5 separate regions of the Mus musculus genome follow, and all the other regions are linked to region 1. A link is a loop called in an ENCODE intact Hi-C map of the cell type or tissue named here. Cell type or tissue: left cerebral cortex. All regions are shown on one strand.

Evidence for each region. Peaks named below come from ENCODE experiments on the same cell type or tissue, not always from the same donor. Only the 100,000 strongest peaks of a DNase experiment are listed, where the experiment ranks them.
Region 2: a loop joins it to region 1, with 2.2 times the contacts of the local background. A loop is called at or near these places in 19 of 42 quality-filtered maps.
Region 3: a loop joins it to region 1, with 2.3 times the contacts of the local background. A loop is called at or near these places in 11 of 42 quality-filtered maps.
Region 4: it touches region 1 in a loop (2.5-fold over the local background); 11 of 42 quality-filtered maps call a loop at or near these places.
Region 5: a loop joins it to region 1, with 2.6 times the contacts of the local background. A loop is called at or near these places in 6 of 42 quality-filtered maps.

The regions. Positions count from the first base shown.
Region 1 is chr7:114,115,095-114,120,094 of GRCm38, forward strand. It overlaps Rras2 (related RAS viral (r-ras) oncogene 2), which reads right to left and starts at 2,687. Exons shown (of 6, transcript NM_025846.2): 1 at 2,302-2,687. The coding sequence starts at 2,409. In left cerebral cortex, CTCF peaks have their summits at 1,978 and 2,683; DNase peaks (open chromatin) are centred at 1,072, 1,855, 2,109, 2,711 and 1 more place; H3K4me3 peaks cover 2,923 bases; H3K27ac peaks cover 1,276 bases.
Region 2 is chr7:114,064,824-114,069,823 of GRCm38, forward strand. All of the region lies in intron 1 of Rras2 (related RAS viral (r-ras) oncogene 2), which reads right to left. Among named protein-coding and RNA genes, the nearest start is that of Gm51454, 31 kb to the left of the region's middle. In left cerebral cortex, a CTCF peak has its summit at 2,170; a DNase peak (open chromatin) is centred at 2,152; H3K4me3 peaks cover 596 bases; H3K27ac peaks cover 738 bases.
Region 3 is chr7:114,197,504-114,202,503 of GRCm38, forward strand. No RefSeq gene overlaps it. Among named protein-coding and RNA genes, the nearest start is that of Copb1, 55 kb to the right of the region's middle. In left cerebral cortex, no CTCF peak of the experiment used is centred here; DNase peaks (open chromatin) are centred at 2,390 and 3,283.
Region 4 is chr7:114,211,817-114,216,816 of GRCm38, forward strand. Copb1 (coatomer protein complex, subunit beta 1) reads right to left here. Exons shown (of 22, transcript NM_033370.3): 21 at 4,647-4,802; 22 at 3,743-4,121. The coding sequence ends at 4,062. Among named protein-coding and RNA genes, the nearest start is that of Copb1, 40 kb to the right of the region's middle. In left cerebral cortex, a CTCF peak has its summit at 1,936 (motif pointing left); a DNase peak (open chromatin) is centred at 1,932.
Region 5 is chr7:114,180,243-114,185,242 of GRCm38, forward strand. No RefSeq gene overlaps it. Among named protein-coding and RNA genes, the nearest start is that of Rras2, 65 kb to the left of the region's middle. In left cerebral cortex, a CTCF peak has its summit at 2,459; DNase peaks (open chromatin) are centred at 536, 1,467, 2,525, 2,739 and 2 more places; H3K27ac peaks cover 1,560 bases.

The sequences.
Region 1 (5,000 bases):
AACTTACCCAACATCAAACTCAGGGGAATGGCTGGGTCTCCACACAGGTGCTGTGTTGTGCCTCCTTCCTCCTCACCAAGTCAACCTCAGAGCCTATGTTCCTGTTTCACCAGCCCCAAAAGCCCCAAGTCACATATGCCTCTCCCACTCCCAGCTCCCCACACATCGGCCTCCTCTTTCTAATCTGGCCTGTGGCTCCCCAGATCCATCACATTTCCACTCACACAACCCCTGATAAGACACAGTGCTCTTTTTCTGGCACTAGGGCTCGAAGGCAGAGCTTTCCACACACTGGACAAACCACTCTACGCTGAGCTACATCCCCAGCCCCACAGTGCATCTTTGAAGCCTTCCAACACTGACTTCTTCAAATCCCCTTGCATCTAAAGGTCTCATCTCTCACACTTACTAAAGTGACTATTATCAACACAGTACACATTGCATGTTCAACACAACTCGAAGATCTTTCTCATAATGCAAAAGTTATAAAGGACATGTACTGAGAGCTATTTAACTAGTAAGAAAGTTGAGGCACAGAAAAGCTACTTGGGTGTTTTCATAGCCAATAAACCAAAGGCACATATTCAAGTCTGTAGAATTCAAAGGTCCTTATCTGCATACATCATGGCCATGCATGTCTTTACTTGACCTCATTTTTGAGCCTCTAGATACCAGACTACTCACAAAGTCGTCAACAAATGAATTCGAGAAGGTCCTGAGGAAGACAGTAATCACCTGGAGTGTAAGGGTTTTTTAAACTATTTCGCAAATACCCTAACTTGTGGAAACAATCATATTCAGATAGTCCTTCCCTCAAAAACTTAAATGCTTCTGACTTAAATCTAAGTAATGTTATCCACCGGTTCTGGGACCCAGGACCATCCTCTGCCTTCTTGGTTCCCTCCAAAACCAGCCACCAGGGAGACTTAGCTGTGACTTGTTTTGCTGTCAGCCACTTAAGTCTCTTTTGGTCCCAGGCAAATAACAACTGCCAAAAAGCCAGACTGAAGACTGGTAAACATAAACCAACGCCCCCCACCATTGCAGCCGCTGCCGCTGCCACCGCCACTGAGCATACTGTCAACGCTCATGACATAAGCATCCTCTCTGAATACAAAAGTTGAGCAGCACTTTTTTAATTCCATGAATTACTACAGGAGCAGCTACTGTTCATTCACGCGATGTGAAAATTATCATTTAGGTTATGGAACTGTGCGTCTTAATAACACTATAAACACCACAGTTACATCGAAATAAAATAAGCTATTTAACTCTATCAATTCAACAAATGGGTGAAACAAAACAAACACACACACACACAAAAACATTTTGCTACCCGTCCTCTTTAATACAGTAAAAATACCTTTGTTACTTAGCAGGGTACCTGCGCTCTCTTCCCAACATATGCCACGCCTTTCAGGGTGACAAAAGCAAGGAGATCTGCATTTGCTTTTAAAAATCAAAAAGAAGAGAAAGGAAAATCACTCGGGCGTCTTAACCTAGAATAAAATCTAAAGACAAATTTCACCTTCCTTTTCTTTGCCACAACCCGACTTTCCTCCTCCAGCAAACAGAAAATAGGGGGGGGGGGGGAGAAGGGTGCAACACACAACTCATACTCGTCCCCTCCTAGCGGGGCTCACCCCAAACTTCACCTAAGCGCGAAGCAGGCAGGCACCGGGAATTCCAAGGAAATGGTCTCGCCCCTATCAAAGCACATTTTTAACTTCCTCGAAGCCATTATTTCCCTAGGGCACGATCAAACACTCCCACCCGGACGTACCACCAAACAGACTACTTGTAAGAGAAGCTCAAACACACACAAAGAGAAAACACTATTGGGAGCCGGCGGCGCGAAGCCGCCGCCAAGTAGCCCGGGCCAGCGCTGCCACCGAGGCAGGCGCGGGGTCCCCACTCCGGCCCTCAGGGCAGGAAGCCCGGCACCGCGGCGCGGCTGCAACCCGCGGGCTCCCGCCCTGACCGCAGTGATAAGGTGGAACTGCGCTTCCCACCCGGCCAGCTCCGCCCTCCGGGCCACATTCCTGAGAAGCCCGACTCCCCGGACGCCGCGCCGGGCGCCTGGCGGGCAGTAGCGCGGCGCCGTGGCCGCAGGGCAGGAGCGCAGCGCCGACTCCTCACTGTTCCTGCCCTCGCAGCCGCGCGCCCTGGCCCCGCGCAAACCGCACCCGCGCGCACCGCACGCGCCGGAGCCCCGCACCCGCGCGCCCCGGGCGGGGTCGCCGCGGCCACAGGTAGCGCCACCCCGCCGCCGCCGCCACCCCGCAGGCCGTCTCCAGGCACCTGGATGAACTGGATGGTGAGCGCCGACTTGCCCACGCCGCCACCGCCGACCACCACGAGCCGGTACTTCTCCTGGCCGGAGCCGTCGCGCCAGCCGGCCGCGGCCATCGGGACGCCCCGAGCCCAGCCCGGCCGCCGCGCGCCCTAGGCCCGGCTCCGGGGACGAGTGCGGCCGGCTGGGTTACAGGCGGTAGAGCGCGCGGGGTCCGTGAGTGGCCTGGAGGGCCGCGGAGCGCTATCCCTCGGACCGGCTGGGAGTTGCCCGAGACGCTGGAGAGCCGGGAAGGCTCCAGGGCAGAGGACGCAGCGGCCAGGGAGCGCGCTCTTCTTCGCGGATCTGCAGCGCAGCCGAACGCAGCCTTCGGCACCGCTACAAATGGCCGTCTGGGGGCCGGGCCGCTGGGCTGGGGTACTACATATGCATGAGGGGGCGGGGCTAGGCCGCGCCCGCCCAGGCGGAGACTCTGGAGCGCCCTAGGCAGCAGACCCTGCAGACCTGCCCTCAGAGCACCGGGAGGAGAAGGAAGAAACCGGGAAGATGGACGGCGGTGACAGTGATTGCATAAATCAGGGATCGTGTTCATGAAAGAAACAGCCTGTGATGGCGTGGATGAAAAATAGAACTGTTGTCATATTCACTCAACTCCATACCCTGTTTTCGGAATGCAGATGGTGACTGTATTTGTTTAAAAAAAAAAAAAGTATAAGGCAGCGATTGAAGAAAATGAGACCTGTAGCGGTACCTGAACATATGATAGTCTAGTGACAGTGAGAGAGTGGGTAGTGATTGAGCTTGCACGGGGCCACAGTGCATGTGGACAGATCTGGGGCGTAACATCTTTGTTCCTATGTCTATGTGTGAAAAAATGTGTGATAATTGTGTATGAGGGTCGTGAGAAATTTGCAGGTTGGTGACATGTTTTTTAGGAGGAGCGTGTTCCTTGCTAGCACAGCTTCTACGAACATGATCAGGCCCTTGCCCTTAGAGTCCAGAGGAGGAGGCAGCCGGGACAATAGGCACCTTGTGAGACATAATTGTAAGAACAACAGCTGCTCAGCACTGAGGTCCAAGGTGCACTTACCCCAGAGCTGGCTAGTCAGAGAAGGTTTTCCCAAAGACCCGAGGAATAATCTTGTAAACAGATGAGTGAATGGGAGAAAAGTATTCCAGGGAAAGAAAACCAAGCTGAGCCGTGTGTGGTAACCCACGCCTTTAGTTCCAGTATTCTGGAAGCTCAAAGAGTTCAAGGCCAGCCTGACCTACATAGTGAGTTCCAGGCCAGGGCTGGAAGAGTGAGACCTAGTCTGAAAAGATAGGAAGAATGAAAGAGAGAAAAGAAAACCATGATATGCAGAAGCCAGAGATGGCAAAAGGACACATTCTGTTGTGTGGTTTTGAACGTTCTCGGGGGAGTTTACAAGCTTGCAGATATAAATAGAAACTCACTGTGTGTGACTTGGATGTGGTAGGGATATCTCTATAGAGGCCACGTAAGATGGAGGCTGTGGTCTTCTCAGAGGGTACACTGGTTCAAATCCTGCCTGCTTTGCTAATGGCATAGCGATGGGAACTTAAGCTCTGTGCCTCAGCTTCCAAATAAGCTCTCAAATAAGGGCCCGAGCCAGTGGATGGCGCACCCGCAAGCCTACCGACCTGATCTTTGGGACCCACAGGCAGGGAGAAAAGCAACCCCCAACACTTGTTCTCTGCCCTCCACAGTTCCTTCACTGCCGAGCAGACATCCCACCCAAACACATATATACACAAAGAAACGCAGTGCTTAATACAGTGTGGGCTAAGCATGGTGGTTTTACAATATGCCCTCCAGTTCTTGAACACTTCGTGCCCTGAATGAAGCCAGTAGAATACAGTAGGGGAGATACAGAATGGCTTCCGAGGCCACAGCGTAAAAGACCACACAGTTTTTAACTCTCTCCTGGGAGTCAAGTGAAAATTGATTACCATGAGATGGCTGTGTATACATACCAAACAAAAGTGCCCCTGAATCCAGAAGGGAACCAGCCAGAGAGAAGGAGGAGGGTCCTGGGAGGGCAGTATAGGGGAGGGGCAAATTTGAATGAAGCGTCATAGTGCATGTGTATGGAAATGCCATAATGAAGCTTACCTATTACTTTGTATCCATCTTGTAAATTTAATTTAAAAACACAGAAATGGCTGGAGAGTTGGCTTAGGGGTTAAGAGCACTGGCTGTTCTTCCAAAGGTCATGAGTTCAATTCCCAGCAACCACATGGTAGCTCACAACCATCTGTAATGGGATCTAATGCCCTCTTCTGGTGTGTCTGAAGACAGTGACAGTGTACTCATATACACATAAAATAAATAAATAAATAAATCTTAAAAAAAAAACACTGAAAAATATGAAGTATGGTGGTACATGCCTTTAATCCCAGCATTCAGGAAGCAGAGGTGGGTAGGTGAGTCTCTGTGAATTTAAGGCCGGCCTGCTCCACATCTTGAGTTCTAGGACAGCTAGGTCTGCATAGTGAGACCCTGTCACAAAAAATAAAAAGAGGTAGGGGTCAGAGATCAGAGGTTAAGAACAGTTGCTGCGATCTTGGTCCGAGACCCGCCGAACTTAGGAAATTAGTCTGAACAGGTGAGAGGGTGCGCCAGAGAACCTGACAGCTTCTGGAACAGGCAGAAGCACAGAGGCGCTGAGGCAGCACCCTGTGTGGG
Region 2 (5,000 bases), 50 kb before region 1:
CCTTTAAAAAACAATAGAGCTGGTTGTGGTACACAGGCACACACCAGGGAGCCAGAGAAAGGTGTATCTCGGTTAGTTTGAAGTCAGCCTGATCTACAAAGTGAGTTCCAGGATGGCCAGGGCAGTTATGCAGAGAAACCCTGCCTCAAAAACAAACAAACAAATGATTGAATAAATAACTATAGATAACAAATAAAGAAAGAAAGAATAAAAAACAACACTTGAACTTAGAAACAATGAGCCAGTGGGGTTACCAATAAAACACAGTTTCTATGGCTGGAGAGATGGCTCAGGGGTTAAGACCACCTGCTGCTCCTCAGAAGGCCTGCATTCAGTTCCCAGCACCCGCATGGCCATGTGGGATCCCATGCCCATTTCTGGCCTTCATGGGGCACTGCATGTACATGGTGTGTAGACATACCTGCAGGATAAACCTTATACACATAAAATAAAAATAAATCTTTATTTTAAAGAGAAGAAAGTCTCCGGCAAAGTTGAGTTTAACTCTCACTGCTACTTCCAAGCTGCAGGATCTGAAGCCAATGTCCAGGCCGGCCCTTCAGCACTCGCAGCAAAGAGACAACACTGAGGCAGGAGCAGGCCTACCAAACCAGGGATCAAGGAGTGCAGGCAGGCTGCTGCTCTTCAGCCACAACCGTAACTGGGCTGCTGTCACCGGCAGCCACACGCTGAACCAATGGCTTTCCTCAAAGTCCAGAGCTGTGTTCCTCTGTGGTGGGGGAGGGAAGGCAGCTCTAACAACTCCAGGCCCAGTTACCCCACAGACCCTGCATGAGCCTCTGGAATGTGTGCCTGAGTGCTATGAACCCAGTGTTCTGAGTTCATAACAGTCTGAGTGTTCAGCTCCCATCCGGGCTTCTGAAAATATCCTCAGGGTCTGAGCAGTAATTACACAGATAAACACACAGGCATGAATCTATCTTGTTCATTTAGCATTTGTGTATTTGTATGTGTAAAGATTACAACCATAAAACGTACAAATGGCAATCGCTCTCCTCTTCCTCCTTAGAACCCACGGTTTGTGTTTGTTTGTTTGTTGATTGATTGTGTGTTTGGAGTGCTGGGGACTGAAACTGCAATCAGATCAGATCAGGCACGGTTCCAACACCGAGCCACATCCCCGCCCTCCTCTTTGATTTCTGAGACTCAGTCTTGCTAAGCTGCCCAGACAGGTCTTGAGCTTACAATCCTTCCACTTCAGTCTCCTACAGAGCTGAAACAAGTGTGTACCTCAGGGGACCCGTAGTTAGTTGCTTTCCACAGAACACAAAACTTTCCAGTTTGATTTGTGCCTCATTTCCCACTACCAGAACCCCTCCTGTAATTTTCCTACAATGTTTGTTTGAAGTTATATCAGTAATATGGGTGATACCCACTCTGTACCCCTTAACAGGTCCCACTGTCCCTTTGACAGAACACCCAATCTACTGTTAGGAACAACGGGGCTGTGGCTTGGTGGTAGAGCGCTTGCCAGACATGCTTAGGTCAATTCCTAACAGCAACAAAACAGTAAGAAGGATAGAGACAGGCCAACCCCAAAACACATGAAGTGTAAAACCATGCCTGCTCAGAAGGCAACACAAATTAAGAGGTATGGCTGCCACTATGCATGGGAACTGTGTTCACAGAGCCCCAGTAACTGTCCAAGGAAAAACAAACAAACAAACCCTCCAGCAGCAGATAACATGGAGGCTGGGGGACAGCACTAGAAAGCGGAAAGCAGGGTAGACCAAAAGCTACAGAAGGGAGGGTGGGTTTCCTGGGGCTTTGCCGGCAGCACATTAAAGGATATGTGGAGGGGAGTCCTGGCGAGAACAAAGGACAGGGAGACCACCCACACTGGATAAGTTATTCCACTTGCGCAGAGAGATCTACTGCCTTCCCCCATACGATCTGGTCTGGGTAAATTTGTCTGCAATAGCTACAAAATGGTACGCCCAGGTGAGCAGGCACGCTTCCATAGCCTCAGTCTGCGAACTCTCTGCTTGGCCTCCAAAGAGGACTACTCACTGGCAGCAGGCTTGGTGGAGCAGGAAAATGGGGAAGAGGTGACAAGAATGAATTGCCCTTCCGCATTCCAAGGGGCAGTGGCGACAACCACTTTCTCTTAAAGCCAGCCCGGTGTGAAAGTGCAGTTCCCAAACACTGCCACAGGGTGGAGTCTGGTCCACACCGGAGACTAGGGATCCAGCACTTGGGTTAAGTCTCACGGGCCTGGTGAGGAAAGGGGGCTGGATCAGAGGGACTACAGGACAGGGCAAACACAAGCCTGAGCATTTCTGAGCCCATGCCACACTCGGGAGGCTTGGCAGCTTTTAAAAGGACACAGTGAATAAGGAAGGGTATAATAATAAATTTTAAAAAAAAAAGTAAAAAATCTCTCAAAGTATCAGATATTGAAAGGCACAGGTGTGTTACATGGACAACAGAACTACTACATGTATCTGACAGATTCCACCCTAATTTTTTTTAAAAAAAAAAATGCAAACTGAGCCGGGCGTGATGGCGCATGCCTTTAATCCCAGCACTCGGGAGGCAGAGGCAAGCGGATTTCTGAGTTCGAGGCCAGCCTGGTCTACAAAGTGAGCTCCAGGACAGCCAGGGCTATACAGAGAAACCCTGTCTCGAAAAAACAAAAAAAAAAAAAAAAAAAAACAACAACAAAAAAATGCAAACTGTAAAAGCTACAGAGTTAGATTTGGGAAGACAGGGGTGGGGGTGGGGGATTCTGCAGAAGTGGGAGGGAGGGCAAGATCGGTTAATGGGAGTGAATACGATCAAAATGAGTAGCTATCACTTAGTCATTATTGTATAATTCATACATGCTAATAAAATGAAGAGAACTGCATAGTCAAATCGAGAAGCTAAGGGTTCATGCCCTCATCCTGAGCTGACCTCAGGAAACTTTCTAGGCCTCCTCCTTCTTTCTCCCTCTTCCCTGCTCCTGCCCTCTCTCAGCTACACACGTACATTAAAAAACAAACAAACAAACAAACAAAAACAAAACAAAACAAAACAAACAAAAAAAAAACCTTAAATCATCCATTCCTTCCCCCACCCAGCCAGAATGTAAGCAGGGTAAAGACAGGAACACTGCCAGAGAGGAAGGAGAAGGCCTTCCCCAGCAAATCACAGGCCAGGCAAGACCTGCAGGCAGTGCGGCTGCGCATCTGCCTTGCTTATTACTCAGTAGATTTTCTCATTTATCCTCACAAGGACCCTCCAACAGATTCCCCCCTTTTACAAACATTTTTACATCAGAGAACTGCACTACTTCTTCAAGGCCACTCAATAAACAAGCAGGAAGACTACGGTTTAAATTCAGACCCAATGCTAATAAGGTCATCAGAGCCTAAGAATTATTATTTAATAAAAATTCACTGAATACCAAATTTTCTATTGGCCTATAAAATAAGGAAGAATATTTCCAAAAATATGAGAAAAGGCAAGATTTATAAACCCACACCCCTGTCATCTTCTTGAGGTCCTGCCCAGTTCTCTTGGGAGGGGATTCTGAAACAGTCTAGATGCAAAGTCCTTAAGAGCCTACCCTGAACACTGAAATTCAGCATGGCCCTACAGACACTTTTACCCACAGAACAAGTTTTACATTTCCCTATGACAAAATAGAGCAGAACCTGAGATTTGGTAGCTGCTTGGTTTCTTGATTAGAGGATTTATAAAGGCTGGCTGCAGGCAGCAAGGCGAGACGATGCATGATTATGCAGTCAGGGGATTGAAAGTCAAGTCCAGAAGCCACGCTGGACAGATGCCTGAGCCCTTAGGCGAACTGAATAACTCTGCAAGGGCGGAAGAGGTGGCTGAGCAGGTAAGAGCACTTGCTACTCTTGCAGAGGACCAGCGTTCAGTTTGCAGCACCCACGTGGTGGTGGCTCACAACCATCTGTAACTCTTGTTCCAAGGGATCAAAAGTCTGTCCTCCTGAAGCACCAGGGACAAATGCAGCGCCCATACACACGGATAGCAAAGCGTTCAGGCCCGGAAAATACATAAATAAATCTTGCTTTTAAAAAGGATAAGGTAGGCATAACCCAAAGTCTACTTTAAATGTGGCAAGAAGGAAGATAACCTCCTAGATAAGAGGTGCAAGGACCCATTCCCTCTTCCAAGGAACAGAAGTCCACACCGTTGCCCCTGGGAATCAGGCTGCCAGTCTCGAGTGACCACCATGTCCTCTATTCTCCCCACCCAGTGTGGGACACGCTGGCTGAGTTTCCCCACCTCTGTCCCGTGTGTGTGTGTGTGTGTGTGTGTGTGTGTGTGTGTGTGTGTGTAGGCAGCGGAGAGAAGCAGAAAGAGACTGAGGGTAAATTAGCTCTGTTTGTCCTCCATGTAGGAAACCACACAGCTCGTGTGCGTCTGAACCTCAGCTTCCTTGCCTATGAGACAGAAAAAAAACAAACAAAAAACCTCACTGCCTTGGGGGGAGGGGGGGGCACGTGTACAGAGCACAACACATGACACACAGTAGGCCTATTAAATTACAGTGCATATACCCCACACTCTCACGGGAAAATGATCACATGTTCCCATGCCAGCCTCTTCCCCTGGGGCTGACGGGGCAGCTCTGTGGTAAAGCGCTTGCCTAGAGTGCACAAGGTGCAAGGTTCCAGCCATGCCCACAAAGAAGGCTCTTAACCTTCAAAAAAAAAAAATCTTACTTTCTCACCTAGGATCCTGTAAACAACCTAATGAAACTCACTGAGTCATAAAAATAAAATCTACAGGCAAATAAAGAGGGACTAGGTAGGAAGAGAAATAGAGTCAGTAGAAGGAGAGTAATGGGGCATATCTGATTATATGTGTGTGTGTGTGTGTGTGTGTGTGTGTATGTATGTATGTATGTATGTGTATATATATATGTGTATATATATAATTAGCATGTAATTAACACCTACCTGTTTACCCGTTTTCAGAGCCATGAGGTAGACTGAGTAAAACTCAGTGTCTCTCTTGTT
Region 3 (5,000 bases), 82 kb after region 1:
TGATTCATAAAACTGTAAAGCAAAGGGATCGTGGGGTGGAGGGGAGGGTAGAGAGTGGGTGGGGGACTGGGAGGGCTGTAGAGAGGTGAGGGTAGAGGAGGGTGGGTGGGGGTGGGTGGGGGAGTGGGGAATGGAGGGTAGAGAATGGGTAGGGTCATGTGGGGGGCTGGGTGAAGGGTGGGGGTAGGGTAGAGGGTGAGTGGGTGGGGTTGGGGAAGTGGGGTGAGGTAGAGGATGAGTGGGTGGGGTTGGGGAAGTGGGGTGGGGTAGAGGATGGGGGGGCTCTCAGGCCAGCCACTCTGTGCTTTGGTCTAGAGTGCTATACAAGCCACCTAATTAGCCCCAAAGCTGCAGAAATACAGAGAGTAGATGCAATACTTGGTGGACACCTCTATTTTCATTATTGGAAGCATAGACTATAAAATTTGTTATAAAGGAAAGAGGAGAGGTAAAAGAGTAGTTAGGCTGAGGGATACAAGGAAATTTGTATAACTGTAAGGCCTGTCTATGCTCATCCTAGCTTTGAATAATGGCAAGGAGATTTATATTTATTTAAAGTAGCTTTAGGCCTTTGGTTCTCTAGTTCCCAATTAACTAGCACCTACTACTTGTATTAATCCATTTATATTATTCTATGTCTGGCCTGTGGCTTGTTGCGTCTCAGTCTCTAGTACCAGGGCTTGCTGCTGGCGAATTCTCTTACCACTGAGCCTCTCCCAGAGTTCTCTCTCTGCCTGGAAGTCCCAGCCTTCCTTTCCTGCCTTTGCTATAGGCCATCAGCTTTTTATTATAATAAATCAGAAGGTGAGAGAGGGGGTGTTTACAGAATATGATGCAGCCATATGGATAACAATACCAAAGTCGGGCCTGTAATCAGATCTCTTGTATACACATCAGCCTTTGAATATAATAGAGAGACAATGTTTATAAATTTGTGTTTAATTGTTGTAAACAGAAAAGAGCTGTGTTTTGAGGAGTGGCAGAGCAGCATGGTATTTGGTCTTGGAGAAGGTGGATGGGACAATGACAGGCCTCAGAAAAGAGACTTGACTCTCTTTGATTTTGTCAGGAAGGAAATGAGGGAAATTCAGTAGCTAAATATGTGGGTGTGGAGGCAGGAAATTGAGGAAGTTCACACCTGAAACTTTAAATTTCCTATGAAGTAGGAAGCAGTCAATTGCCAAGAGTAGTTTTATGGGGGGAAGGGGACAAGGAATGTGCTATAATAGATTCTAAGGCCTCTAAAGTAGAGCACAATTTCAACTAAGGAAGGTCCATGGTCTAACCCTTGAAATAAATGGCTGAAGTGGCTCTGAATGGGTGGTTACTGTGGCCAACAGTTCAGAACAAGAGATGGAGACTGGAGAGAAGGCCCAACAGTTAAGAGCACTGGCTATTCTTCAAATTGACCCGAGTTCTGTTCCCAGTATCTACATGGCTCACAACCACCAGTGACTTCAGTCCCAGGGGATCCGACACCCTCTTCTGCCTTCTTTCAGCACTGCCTTCCTGTGGTATACATACATACATGCATGTAGGCAAAACATACAGATATATACAAATTAAAAAAATAGTTTGAGCCTCAAGCACAAGACTTCCTATCAGTCCACTTCTTCTTGGACCAGCCATACAAACCAAAGCCCCAGGCGAAGGCTCTGACTGGCTGAGCTTGACAGCGTGAACCTTTAAGAATCAGCAAAATCAAGCTTGTGGAGGTTAGTGCCAATGGGGACTGAAGGACAACACTGCCAGCTCAGGTGCCCATGGTGTATGGAACAGGCAGCTAACCAGAGACGGGGAGAGTGGACAGGAAGATGTGACCTTGACAGTTAGCCAAGCAGGAGACGTCCATGAAACTAAATTTGTAGATATTTTGACAATTTGTTTTTCTTTTTCCATTTTTTTTTTTTTTTTTGGCTTTTCAGGACAGAATTTCTCTCTGTATCCCTGGCTATCCTAGAATTCACTGTGTAGACCAGGCTGGCCTCAAACTTGAGTCCACCTACCTCAACCTTCAAAGAGCTGGGACTAAAGGCCTGCACTGCTAGCAGCTAGCTTAATTTGTTTGTTTTTCAATAGTTTCAAGGATTGAGTCAGCAGTAAAAGTGACATATAGTCAAAAGGGGAGAGGCTCTGGTCAAAGTTCAGCATCTGTCATTTATTTGCTAAGCAATCTAGCCCATGACGTCAATCTTTGAGCTCAGTTTTCCTACTGTGAAATAATGAACACTATCAGGATTATCATGTGGATCCAATAGGTGATCGGGAGCTGAAAACTGCGGTGATCTACATACACATATAGGTTGCTGTTACTATTATTGCATAATGACTTCATGGCAGCATTTGCAGCCAAGTTCTTGATTCCTTACTCTAAATTTAGAATAGGCTTGGGAAGAAGGCTGGGTAAATACTAAAACATTTACTGAGTGCTACTCTTTGTCAGTAACTGAGATAGGCAGGGTGACTGTGAGATGAAACAGCCCAGATCCATACTTTTGAAGTTCCCAGCCTGAGAGACAAACACAGTTTCCTACTCCATTATGCCATATGGTATAGTTGATGTGTTTATAAAAAGATAAGGGGAAAGGGGATGTTTTGGTGGATGTGTAGTCAGGTATGGGGGAAGGAGGTGCCTTGGTGGGCTCATACTGAAGGGGTAGTAGAGGAGAGAGAGAGAGAGAGAGAGAGAGAGAGAGAGAGGAGAGGAGAGGAGAGGAGAGGAGAGGAGAGGAGAGGAGAGGAGAGGAGAGGAGAGGAGAGGAGAGGAGAGGAGAGGAGAGGAGAGACATAGAGGCCAGCCATGAATAAGTGGAGAGAGTGGGGAAGGGAATAGGAAGAAAGGGAGGAAGGGGCAAGGGGACAGAGTGGGAGCAAGAAGGCAAGAACAAGAGAAATCAGAGGGGGCAAGCAGCCCCTTTTATAGTGAGTCAGGCATACCTGGCTGTTGCCAGGTAACTGTGGGGTGGAGCTTAGACAAAATGCTAACAATAGTGGTGCAGCCCTGCATGAGCCCTGCATGAGCCTGGAAGAGGGACACCTGAGCCGAAATGTGCTGCATTTATTGAAGAAGCATCAGTTGAGCTGACCCTTTATCATGCCAGAGAAGAGCTATTATGCTCTCTGACATTAAGGGTGGAGTCCCAACTGGAATCCAGGGTATGGACCTACAGTTACAAGTTTGCCTTCACATCATTCTTTGGCCAAAAAGAAAAAGATAATTCCTGATCCCATGTGGGAGCATACTCCATGAGTTTGCTAAAGGCCTGGCTGCCATGGGAACACCACATTCATATTCTTGCTTAATCTCTTTGCAATTTACTGTCAACCACAGGCTGTCATAGTGTGAAAGCGCAGCTCTCATTTCCTAGCTAGGAGGTGTCATGCCCCCAACTGCATGATGAAGCCTGCTGCTGGCTGACTGTCACACTTCATCCAGAAAAGGAAAGGCCAGTGGGTCACCATGTGGATGGACAGCTCTCCCAGGAAAGTTGTACCTTTTAAGGATCATTTGACACATGAGTACACATGCACGCACACACACACACACACACACACACACACACACAGAGTGATTGTTCTATGAGCTGTAATTCTTCGGTTCCACAGGTGGAGACAGCTATTCCTTCTGGAGTAGATGGATAGCTAGACTAGCCATGTCAGCCAGCTCTGGGGTTAACTGAGAGATCCTGTCTTGAAGAATAAAGTAGAGAACAAACAAGCAAGACTCCTGATAGCAAGTTCATGTGTTCATATGGATGTGGCATATATATTTATATGAATCCATACACATATGCACCCTGCACACACATCCATTCATATGTGAACATGCATACATGTATGCTCACTATACTCACATACATATGAAAAATAAATCTTAGCCGTTCTGTAAACTGAAAGGAATAAAAATATTCTAAAGAGATATTTTTAGAATTGATTTTCTTTTTTTTTTTTTAAAGATTTATTTATTATATGTAAGTACACTGTAGCTGTCTTCAGACACTCCAGAAGAGGGGAGTCAGATCTCGTTATGGATGGTTGTGAGCCACCATGTGGTTGCTGGGATTTGAACTCGGGACCTTTGGAAGAGCAGTCGGGTGCTCTTACCCACTGAGCCATCTCACCAGCCCAAATTGATTTTCTCTTTGGCATGTTTAAAAGGTAATTGAAAAATTTCCAAAGAGATATTTAGACTCTTCCCTTTGGCTACCAGATGACTGAAACAAGGGACCTCAAGGAATTAACATTTCCCCAGGGATCTTAGTCTGAGAGAAGAGAACACTAAAGCTGTAGGAGGAGCTTGTCTCCCCCAGAGAGAGTCCACACAGCGCTAGCAATTTCTCAGACTCCCTTGTAACCACCTTGTAGGATAGATTTAAATACAGACAGTGGTGGTCAGTGATGGGTGGGGCCATGCCTTGACCCCTGACTGGGACTACATAGACTTTATACCTGAGTCAAGACCCTGGAAGATGGACTTGGAGGTGGTACTTGGTCTCTTTGTCTCCCTTCCCAGTGTGGCCACATTGACTAAATGCCCTTTTCTGGTCTCCATCAGTGGCTCCTAACTGGCTGGCTGAGGGGGGTCCTCAAGGCTAAGTTGTCAGGATTGCCAGGGTAAGGCTCTGACAGTACCCAACTCATCTCCACCTCAGGTTCCTCTTAGTGCCTGTCTTCGTTAGGGTTTTACTGCTGTGAACAGACACCACGACCAAGGCCACTCCTATAAAGGACAACATTTAATTGGGGCTGGCTTACAGGTTCAGAAGTTCAGTCCATTATTTTCACAGCAGAAGCATGGCAGCATCCAGGCACACATGGGGCTGGAAGAGCTGAGAGTTCCACCTCTTGTTCCAAAGGCAGCTAGAAGATTGGCTTCCAGGCAGCTAGGACAAGGGTCTTAAAGCCCATGTCCACAGTGACACACCTACTCTAACATGGACACACCCACTCCAACAAGGTCACACTTCCTAGTAGTCCCTGGGCCAAGCATATACAAACCA
Region 4 (5,000 bases), 97 kb after region 1:
TTCTTTCCTCTCCTTTCTTCCTCTTTCTCTGTAGCCTTCTCTATTTCCACCTCTTTCTCCCTGCATTTCTATAATAAAGCTCTTAAACCATAGAGTCTCTGCTCCATCTAGATTCACTATACCACTCTTGCCAGTGTTGGGAACCTCTTCACTATTCCCTCTCTCCTATAGCCCTGGGGCGACAGGGTGTCGCCTCGGGGGCTGCCCCTTTTCCAATCCCCCTGCCAGATGGGTCAGAGGCTTGCGTGCCCACCTGGGGCCAAGTGGAAAGCATCCCGGCAGCCCCTCAATGTTTGTCTCTGCCTGCCCAGAGCACAGGAACGTTTGGTCCCTTTTCCCTTCCCCTTCTTCCCCAGGGCCTCCCCTGCCCCAACTTTTTTTGTTCCCAACAATGACTGGCTATGTTGTGTTCAGATATAGCATTTCACAGCCCTTCTCCTGATTTCCAGGCTCTTAGTCTTTCTATCATTCTCCAAGATGTTCCCTTAGCCTTAGAGGAAGTGGTAAGATTTTTCTGTTTAGGATCGGAATTAACCATCACTAAATTAAATCTTGTGTGTGTGTGTCTGTGTGTCTGTGTGTGTCTGTACTCATTCGTAGATATGCATGTAGAAACTAGAGGCCAATGATGAGATTCCTCCTCTAGCCTTTTCTTTATTCTTTATTGAGACTGTCTCTGTATGTAAGACATGAATATGTCTATGTTGGTTATGTAGACCAGGCTGGCCTCGAACTTAAAGAGATCCTCCTGCCTCTGCCTCCTGAATACTAGGATCAAAGGCATGTGCCTCCAAGGCCAGTTCTACCTTATTTTTTGGGACATGGGGCTCTCACTGAACTTAGAGCTTGCCAGTTCAGCTGGATTGGCTAGCCAGAGAGTCCATTGGCTCTGCCCATCTTCATTGACCACACTGGGGGCACAGATGTTTGCTGCTGAGCAACTCCCTTCTTGACATGGGTTTCTGAGATCTGGTCTCAGATCTTTATGGTTGCATAAGAAGCAGTTTACTCACTAAGCTATATTTCTAGCCTTCAATCTTGATTTAAGAGAAAAGTTATACATACTGATTAGAATACTTATTAATGTGGAAAAACCAAGTAACCAATAAAACTTACTTTACCACAATTTATATCTAATACTGAGGGTTTTTAAAAAAAAGATTATACACACACACATATATAGGAATATATGATGAGCACATTGTAGCTATCTTCAGACATACTAGAAAAGGGCATTGGATCCCATTAGAGATGGTGATGAGCCACCATATGGTTGTTGGGAATTGAACTAAGGACCTATGGAAGAACAGTCAGTGCTCTTAACTGCTGAGCCATCTTTGTATGTATGTGGGACTAGCTTGTGGGAATAGGCCTTCAACCTTCTACAATATGGGTCCCAGGGGTCAAAATCAGGTTGTCAGGCTTGGCAACAGGCATCTGCACCCTTAAGCCATCTCATTATCTCTTATTTGAATTTTTAAACATATTTTTTACTTGTGGACTTTTCACATGTTCTGTATGAGTTTTTGTCTCTCACATTATTTCTAAATCATATGGAAATGTTTGACAGGTAGCAAAACATTTCTATTAATTTTAGCATCTAAGCTTCTTGGCTTATATTTTCAGATTGTCTTATTATATAGCTCAAAGTAATCTCAAACCCACAATCCTTCTGCCTTCCAAGTGCAGGTATAACACTGGGGTAGTATTTTTAGTAGTAAGGTGCAGTAGTTATTTTAATAACAAGGTAATTTTTCTATTACCAATGTGAACAATCTGCTTATTTTGACAGCTATAGTAACTTTCTTTGTTCTTTTTATGAAGTAACTAGATAATAAAGTCACCTTGCCTTTTCCTCTTTTAGATAACTTTTAACTTTTTAGATCTTATCTAATCCCCAAATGAAAATAACTGCACAGAGCTCCCTCTAGTGTCAAGACATTATGAAACAGAACACGGTCCTATTTATAGGTCTATATAGTAGGATCTTAAGCCTTTGCTGTAGGTAGTGTTTATGTTCTTATGAGATACTGTAATTGTAATTATACTTTATTATCTACTGTGACCTTTGAATGAAAACTACATTTCAACCTGAATGGTGAAACCGTAAACAGCTTCATCAAACAAGTACTGCTCTGCAATTTGGTCCCTAATCATTACCTGTACAAAGATGGTGAACAGTTAATGAGGTTACCTGCACCCCAGTTGTCACTAGCTTCTGGTGACTCGACTGCATACTTTCCTTCTTTCTCTCCTTAAAGGGTTATACAGAAGACAATGTGAGCTGGGACTGCTGGCATGGCCTGTAGTACTACCTCTCAGGATGCTAGTACTAGATTTCTGATTCCAGCAAAGCTGGCCTGAAACCTGTGAAATGAACTGGGTATAAAGTTAAATTCTACTTGTGGCTTGCTCCCTCTACATTAGTAAGCATTCTAGGACACCCTAATGCACGCTTCTTCAGATTTCAAGCTGGCTGTAAATTTGAGACTATGGCTGTGCAGGCTATGTCAACAGATGTCCCATGGTGAAGGAGTCCCTGCCAAAGGAAGATTAAGATATTCCACTTTCTCCACTGAAGGATCTCTCAGAATCTTTAGTATGCTAATGTGTACTATATGACTCTCTAGTAAGGACTATATGCAGCATTCCCTGAATTACTAGCTGTGTCATCGTCTTCTTTCAGAATATCCAATGTCACTTAATGAAATCCATGTTCAAAAGAACAGTGTGGGAACTGATCTAATGCAATCATTCCTCAACTCTCATCAAGTTATCTCCACTCTTTTGACTCATCAAAATGACTCCTTTCCCACAGTCCTTGTATCTCTCCCAGTTGGCAGCTATGACTGAGTTTATTAAAGATCTCAGTGCTTTAGGATTGCAAATGTCCTGTAATTCTCTGGTTTGCTGACTAACACAGCAAGTGGCTTCAAAATTTATGACATCATACAAAGTATTAATCTTCTTACAGGCCCAATAAGTCATTCTGTTCTCACTGACAACAGAAGATGTTATTTCCACTCTGCCCCAGTTCTTATCTATGGACTCTTGGGGAACGAAGGATGAAATCCTGAAGGAAAGACAAAGAAATAGCTTAAGTTGAAATTTAGCAAAACTCAGGCTATCTCAATCATTCCTAGTATAGAGCCCAAAGTACGGCATAGGCTGGGAAATTATTCACAAACACAAGTGGAATCATAACGAGGTGTGTGTGTTGCCTAGCCCGATGAAAAGTTATAAACAGGAGAGAAGGAATAAAAAACAGAGGCCATTTGGAAATGGAACAGCTTGTTGAATCCCCCAAGCTAATCCTAGTGCAGTCAGTAACTGGCTAGAACCACTGTAACTACTAACAAGTACACCCAATGCTAAGTGTGCATGATTTTTAAACTGATTTTAGATGACCTAATTTCCGTAATAATTTGGGATCATCAAGAACAGTATGCTGATGTCAGTCAGTTTGTAATAGCTCCTTTAAGCCAAAGATGGACCTTTTCTCAAGTAATTTGGATACTTTCTCCCTGAAGCAATGTTTGAGAAAAGACCCTAGGAGTTTTAGAGACACTGATGTCATTACAGAAAATGAGGAAACAATAATGCACTGAATTAGTACCTGTTCCATTTTACATCACTCAATTTGTAAGCTTTCTTCATAAATGAAGATACAGTTCACTCAATTTGTAAGCTTTCTTCATAAATGTAGGCAGCAAGGTAAAAAAAAAAATCCCACAGATACAAATCTAAAATTAAGTAATTTATTTATAAAATAACAAAAATGTATGAACAGATCTGTTTATTGTGAAAATGGTCTTGGTACATATGAGAAACATTATATACTTTGAGGACAGCATTCAGAACTGTTAAGATAAAAGACAGACTATAATTTTAAACTCATTCTTGATTTAGGGGAAAGGCTATAAATTACTGGCTGGAATGCATTCAGCATGAACTCAAATTCTACATAACATAAAGCATGAAAAGAGTACAAAAGATGTTGGAGTCCAATCAGCCCACACCTAAATTTTAAGCATAAACTTTCAAAGACCTTTTGTTCATCCTTATAGACTAGTCTTCTTTTGAGACAGGTTGATTTTATCTCCAAGGCTCAAGGCCATTCCCTGTAAAGAAGAATGAAGATGTTCATATTTTGATCTATTTTTTGTGATGTTGAGGATTAACTCATGGTCTACCATGCTAGAAGAGCATTCCCAAGACTGAGTTATATCCCCACACTCAACAAAGAAGTAATTACTGAAACAATGCCCAAATAGCTTATACCAGCCTCCATTGGATGACATCACATTCAACAACAAAGCAAAGGATATATAAAACAGACTCTAAAAACTTATACTGGGTTGATTTTAGTTATGTTGGTTAGTGCTTGACTTATGCCATATCTTCAAAAAACTCTACAAAATCTGTTTCACAAATATCACACAGGAATCAATGTTTTAGGCAGTATTGTAGAATAAGCCATTTTAAATGAATTAAAGTTCAGAAAATACCATGCATATGTATGTATGTATGTCTTATGCACAAAACATAATTATGACAGAAGAAATTATACCACAGAAATAAGACAGACATGAATTCTTCTTCCCTTTATTTGGTGCAGAGATGCTCTCAAAAAAGGATGTTATTACCTGACTTTTTGCACGAATTCTTATATGGCCAGTAACGGCAGCATCTGGTCCCTGGTGAACTGGCTTCTCAATGCTGACATTTGCAAGTGCATCCTCTCCAAATATAGAACGTGCATAAAGATTGGCTGCCATAAAGCCACAGTATCCAGAAAGGGCCTGGGGGGAAAAATGTGTGATAAATTAAATACTTTGCTAAAGAATTATACCTTGGCAAACTCAAATATACATGCAAACTATTATTTAAAGCTTTACTTATGTGGTACTGGGTATAGGAGCTAATGAGTTTTCCAAAACTCAAAATAAATGTATGTGTAAAAATTTAAGAATTCCCTGTGCATATTATACTTAATAAAC
Region 5 (5,000 bases), 65 kb after region 1:
TTGCCAGGTTCTGTCTGGGCCACTCTTACTCCAACAGGCCAGCCCTCATGCCCGTGAGTTCATGATTCACCTATCTCCACCTCTGTCTCCTTCCCATCCTTTGTGGTCTCTGCCTCAGATCCCAAGACCTCAATTCATGCCCTGCCATCATGTCTACCTCTTTTCTGCCAGCTGCAGGCTGTAGGCATTTTTTTTTTTTTTTTTTTTTTTGAGACAGGGTTTCTCTGTGTAGCCCTGGCTGTCCTGGAACTCACTCTGTAGACTAGGCTGGCCTTGAACTCAGAAATCCGCCTGCCTCTGCCTCCCAAGTGCTGGGATTAAAGGTGTGCACCACTACTGCCTGGCTGTAGGCATCTTTATTAACCAATAGTTTAAAACTAAGGAACAAGGTTTGCATTGGCTTAAGTGAGAATTCACACGTCTTGAGGCAACTAGATCTTGGGATACAGAATTTAGCATTATAATACATAGCAACAGGCCAAACCTCAATATACACTGGCACTTACACTCATGGATACATACCCACACACAGACACCTACACATAATTTAAAAATAATAAAAATAAATCCTAAGGCAGGTGTGGTGGCGCACGCCTTTAATCCCAGCACTTGGGAGGCAGAGGCAGGCGGATTTCTGAGTTTGAGGTCAGCCTGGTTTATAGAGTGAGTTCCAGGACAGCCAGGTGATACAGAGAAACCCTGTCTCGGAAAAAAAAATCCTAAAATTAGGAAAAAAAAACCTCTTAAGGAGGAGCAGAAGGAAGGAGCAGTAGTTTGAAAGCTGACAAGCAGTTGGTGGAATACAAAAAGGCAGAGGGAACAGGTTTATAAATGAAGATCAGTCTTGAGAGGATGCCAAGGCTGCTGCCCTGTGAGATGGGATGTTGGGTTAGAAGGGCTTATCAGGCTGTGCTAGTATGTATCCTTATTGGACTTGGATATCCCCTACTTATAATAGCTACTAGTGTAGTCATTGTTATATGCCTCTGTGGTAATTTATAATTATTATATTACAATAATTAAAAGAAATCAAACCTGTGAGTCAGATCATAGTATTAGGTCATTTTTGTAGAAGATATCAAGGTTCAAAGAGATAAGCTGTCATGCTCGAAGTCATGTGGCTTTTAAGTGGCAGAGCTGGAATTTGAATCAGGGTTCTGCCACACTGCTTTTTGAGTTCAGCCCACTAGCATCTCTCAGTCTATCTAGAAGTGATTTCTTCCCTCTATACAGACCCCTTCTCTGTCTTCTTCAGGGTCTCTGACTCCTGAGCACACAAATGCCAAGCTCACGAGTCATCTGTTTTGCCAAAATTCTGTTCCGATTTGATAAACTCTAGCCAGGCCAGCTCACTCAGCATGATTCAGCCAGAGAGAATAGCAAGGCCACATGCCCGGCATGCCGACCAGCTGAGCTCAGGCAGGATGGGTGGTGTTCAGGAACCTCAGCCTGACAGATGGCTCCACTCGGCTGTCTTCATGGGCCTGGTGCCAGGTGCTGCAATCACTCTCTGCAGGAGGGAGTTGTGGGAGCCTAGTTCTGTGAGTATCACATGTATGGGTTTATGGGTATGCGTGTGTACTTAGGAGCGAGGGTGTTTGTGATTCACATGCTCACTTGGGTGTTTGTGTATGTTTATCTATGTGTGCATGCCTGGTTGTGTGTCTCTTGTGTGTACATTCAGAGGTCTGTGTATGTTCAAGTTTCAAATCTGCATTCATTCTGGTTGTGTGTGCTCACACAATGAAAGAGGAAGACAGAGATGTGGGGGAAGAGAGAAGAAGGGGTGGCTTTTGAGTATCCCCACTTGCAGGGAAAGCTGCTACATGCCCCTTCACTCATATCTGTCCTCATTAGCCAGCAGCAGCAGCAGCAGCAACAACAACAACAGGAACAGAAACAGTAGCAATAGCAACAACATAAACAGCAGCAGCAACAAGAGCATGCAGCAATAACAGGAGCAACAGCAACAACAATAGCAGCAGCAACCACAACATGCAGTAATAAGAGCAACAGCATGCAGCAATAACAGGAGCAGCAGCAAAAACAGAAAGCATGCAGCAACAGCATCAGCAACAACAGCATGCTGTAACAGCAGCAGCAGCAGCAACGTACAGCAATAACAGGAGCAGCAACAACAACTCCATGCAGCAACAGCAGCAAAAACAGCAGCAGCAGCAGCAGCCGCCGCTGCCGTAGCAGTAATCATCCCATCCCATTGTGAAATGTAGGCTGAAATGGATGAATTTCAGATTTCTAAACATAGCTTCTTGACAATGTTTACCCATAAGGTAGAGATCTTAACTGTCTATGAATTTAGGGTTCCTTTAAACCTCTGGTTCCTTTAATAACCTCAGACATATCATTTCACATACATTTTCATGGAACTCACAAGGTACTCTCCAAACCCTAGCTATGAGTTTTTGGTTAAGAAAACTAAACATTTGCACGGCATGTAGGGAGAGCCACCTAGAGACCTGCTTAGGGAGTCCACAGGAGAATTGGATGTAGATACATTGTAATAAATAGAGTGCTGCAGTGAGTTCAGGGACAGATTGATGGAGAAACTGCTAGAGGGGGTCCAGGAATGATCCACCAATCCACAGAAGAGGCAGACACTCAGGCAAGGCATAGAAATGTGAGAGGCAATTGCGAAATCACGAAGATGGGGAAGGACATAAAAAGCAGAAAGGATGCTCTGTGTGGTCTGAAAGAGAGTCTTGGAGCAGCCCTGGAGGGCCTGATGAATAACTAGACAAAAGGTTCTGGTGTTGTATGAGCAAGGAATAGTCCGACTTAATGAGTGATTTGCAGAAATCAAAATACACCTAGCATTTGCCCAGAGAGCAAATAGAAATCTGTTGCAATAGTCCCTTTGAGAAGCCGGGCATGGTGGTGCACGCCTTTAATCCCAGCACTCGGGAGGCAGAGACAGGCGGATTTCTGAGTTGGAGGCCAGCCTGATCTACAAAGTGAGTTCCAGGACAGCCAGGGATACACAGAGAAACCCTGTCTCGACATCCCCCCCCTCAAAAAAAAAAAAAAAAAAAGTCCCTTTGAGAGAAAATGAAGATGTGAGCAACACTATGTGGGGAAACTAGAGGAGAGCTTGCACTAAAGATATTTAGCAGATATATCAGTCAGGAATCAGGATCTGCGCCTGGGAAGCAGAAAGGAAGAGGGTTGGTTTTTGAATTTTAGCTTGACAGAAAGATATACGTTTGTGCCGTTTGCTGAGCCAGACCCACAGCACTATGGTGATAGCCTCTGGGAAGGACAGGGATTAGGGATACAATATGAGCCATCCAAGGAGAGATTTACACTAAGCAATTTGCTATGTAGATGTGGAATGCTGGGAAGAGAGATTCGGAAACAGATCTGTGAGTCACGAGAGATGGACGATAAATGAAGCCATGGGTGGTGGCTGAGATCAGTAAGGGAGAGAGAAGATGTCACAGAGCAGGGCAAGGAAAGAAGTCAGGATGTAAGGGTGAAGGAGCCAGTGAGAGGATCCTTGCGATTTGGAAGGACTAGAATAGATTCAGAAGAGAACTGATTCCTGGAAGCTAAAAGTGCACAGAATGTTAAGAATGAGGAAATGGTCATTAGTGTCAAAGGCTAAAGTAAGATCAAGTAGGCTGAGGAATGGTGCAAAGCAGAATGGGAGGGGCTTTTTTAATGCTCTTTATTGACACCGTGACCCCAGCATCCCTGAACCACTCCAGGGAGTCGGCACCAAATTTGAACAATGGGAGGGCATACCATAGGTGACCATAAGAGGCTGCTAGAATAAAGGCCTTCAACTTCTGGACAAGATGGGATAAGAAGCATTAAATTTAACATCCTGCTGAAAACAGTGATAAACAAAGCAAAATGCACGAAACAACAGCTTCGGAGCAGAGAACAGAAGCGCAGGATGCTAAGTGTTGAAGCAGGGGCCAAAAATAAGACGAGTCCTCACAGCTCATCTGTTTGCAATGTGGAGAGTTTGCAGGCTGCAGGGCACAGAGAGGCATCCAAAGTGGAGTCGGCACAGTCTCTGAGAGGAGCAGTCAGAACTGGTGGTTCAGGGACACTAAGATGGTTAGTGCTCACGAGGTACAGAGAGCTCTCCAGAGTTCCAGAGAGAAGGGCCTGTCAAGTCCCCACCATAGTGGGTTGTGACCACTTCGGGGGTTACATATCAGATATGCTGTACCCCAGCTGTTTACATTACAACTCACAATAGTAGCAACATTACAGTTATGAAGTTGCAGTGGAAATAATTTTATGGTTGGGATCACTGCAACATGGGGAATTGTATTAAAGGGTCAAAGCATTAAGAAGGTTGAGAACCTCTGCTCTCCCTGGATATAGTGACTAGCCACATAGAAGGAGGCAGCTGAAGGCCAAGGAAAGGATGCTGGGAGCAAACAGGTGCGGTGCCGCACAAGGTTGGAAGTAGTTCATATGCCCAACAACCAGAGTGGAGAAACCTTATATGAAGCCTGGGGAGAATGCAGGAAGGATGTTGCCTGATACTCAAGCCAACTTAGTCCTAGAATAGGCTTCACTCCCAAAGCTACAAAGTAATCTCAAAGGTACCAAAGTGTGTCCAAGTAACTTAACTACACCCTAGAACAAAGCTCCAAACAAGGAAATGAAGAAGCCCAGCGCAGATCATGTAAAGTTCATAAACATGAAAATAGGAAATTATGACTCACAATAAAGAGAGATATCAATTAATAGAAACAGACCTACATTGACAGAATGAGAGAATGAGAAGAACTATACATCAGATATTATAAAATATACTTCACTTCCTATAGTTAAAAGGACAAAACAAAGCATGAGTGTGTTGGGGAGTGGGATGGATGATGTAAAAAAGGCCAAACCAAACTTAAAGCAGCAAAAAGTGCAGTACTCAGATGAAAATATAGTAGACGATAGCAACAGATTACACCGCAGAAGAAACTATCAGCAAACTGGAAGTCATAGCAACAGAAGTGTTCAAGGATGAA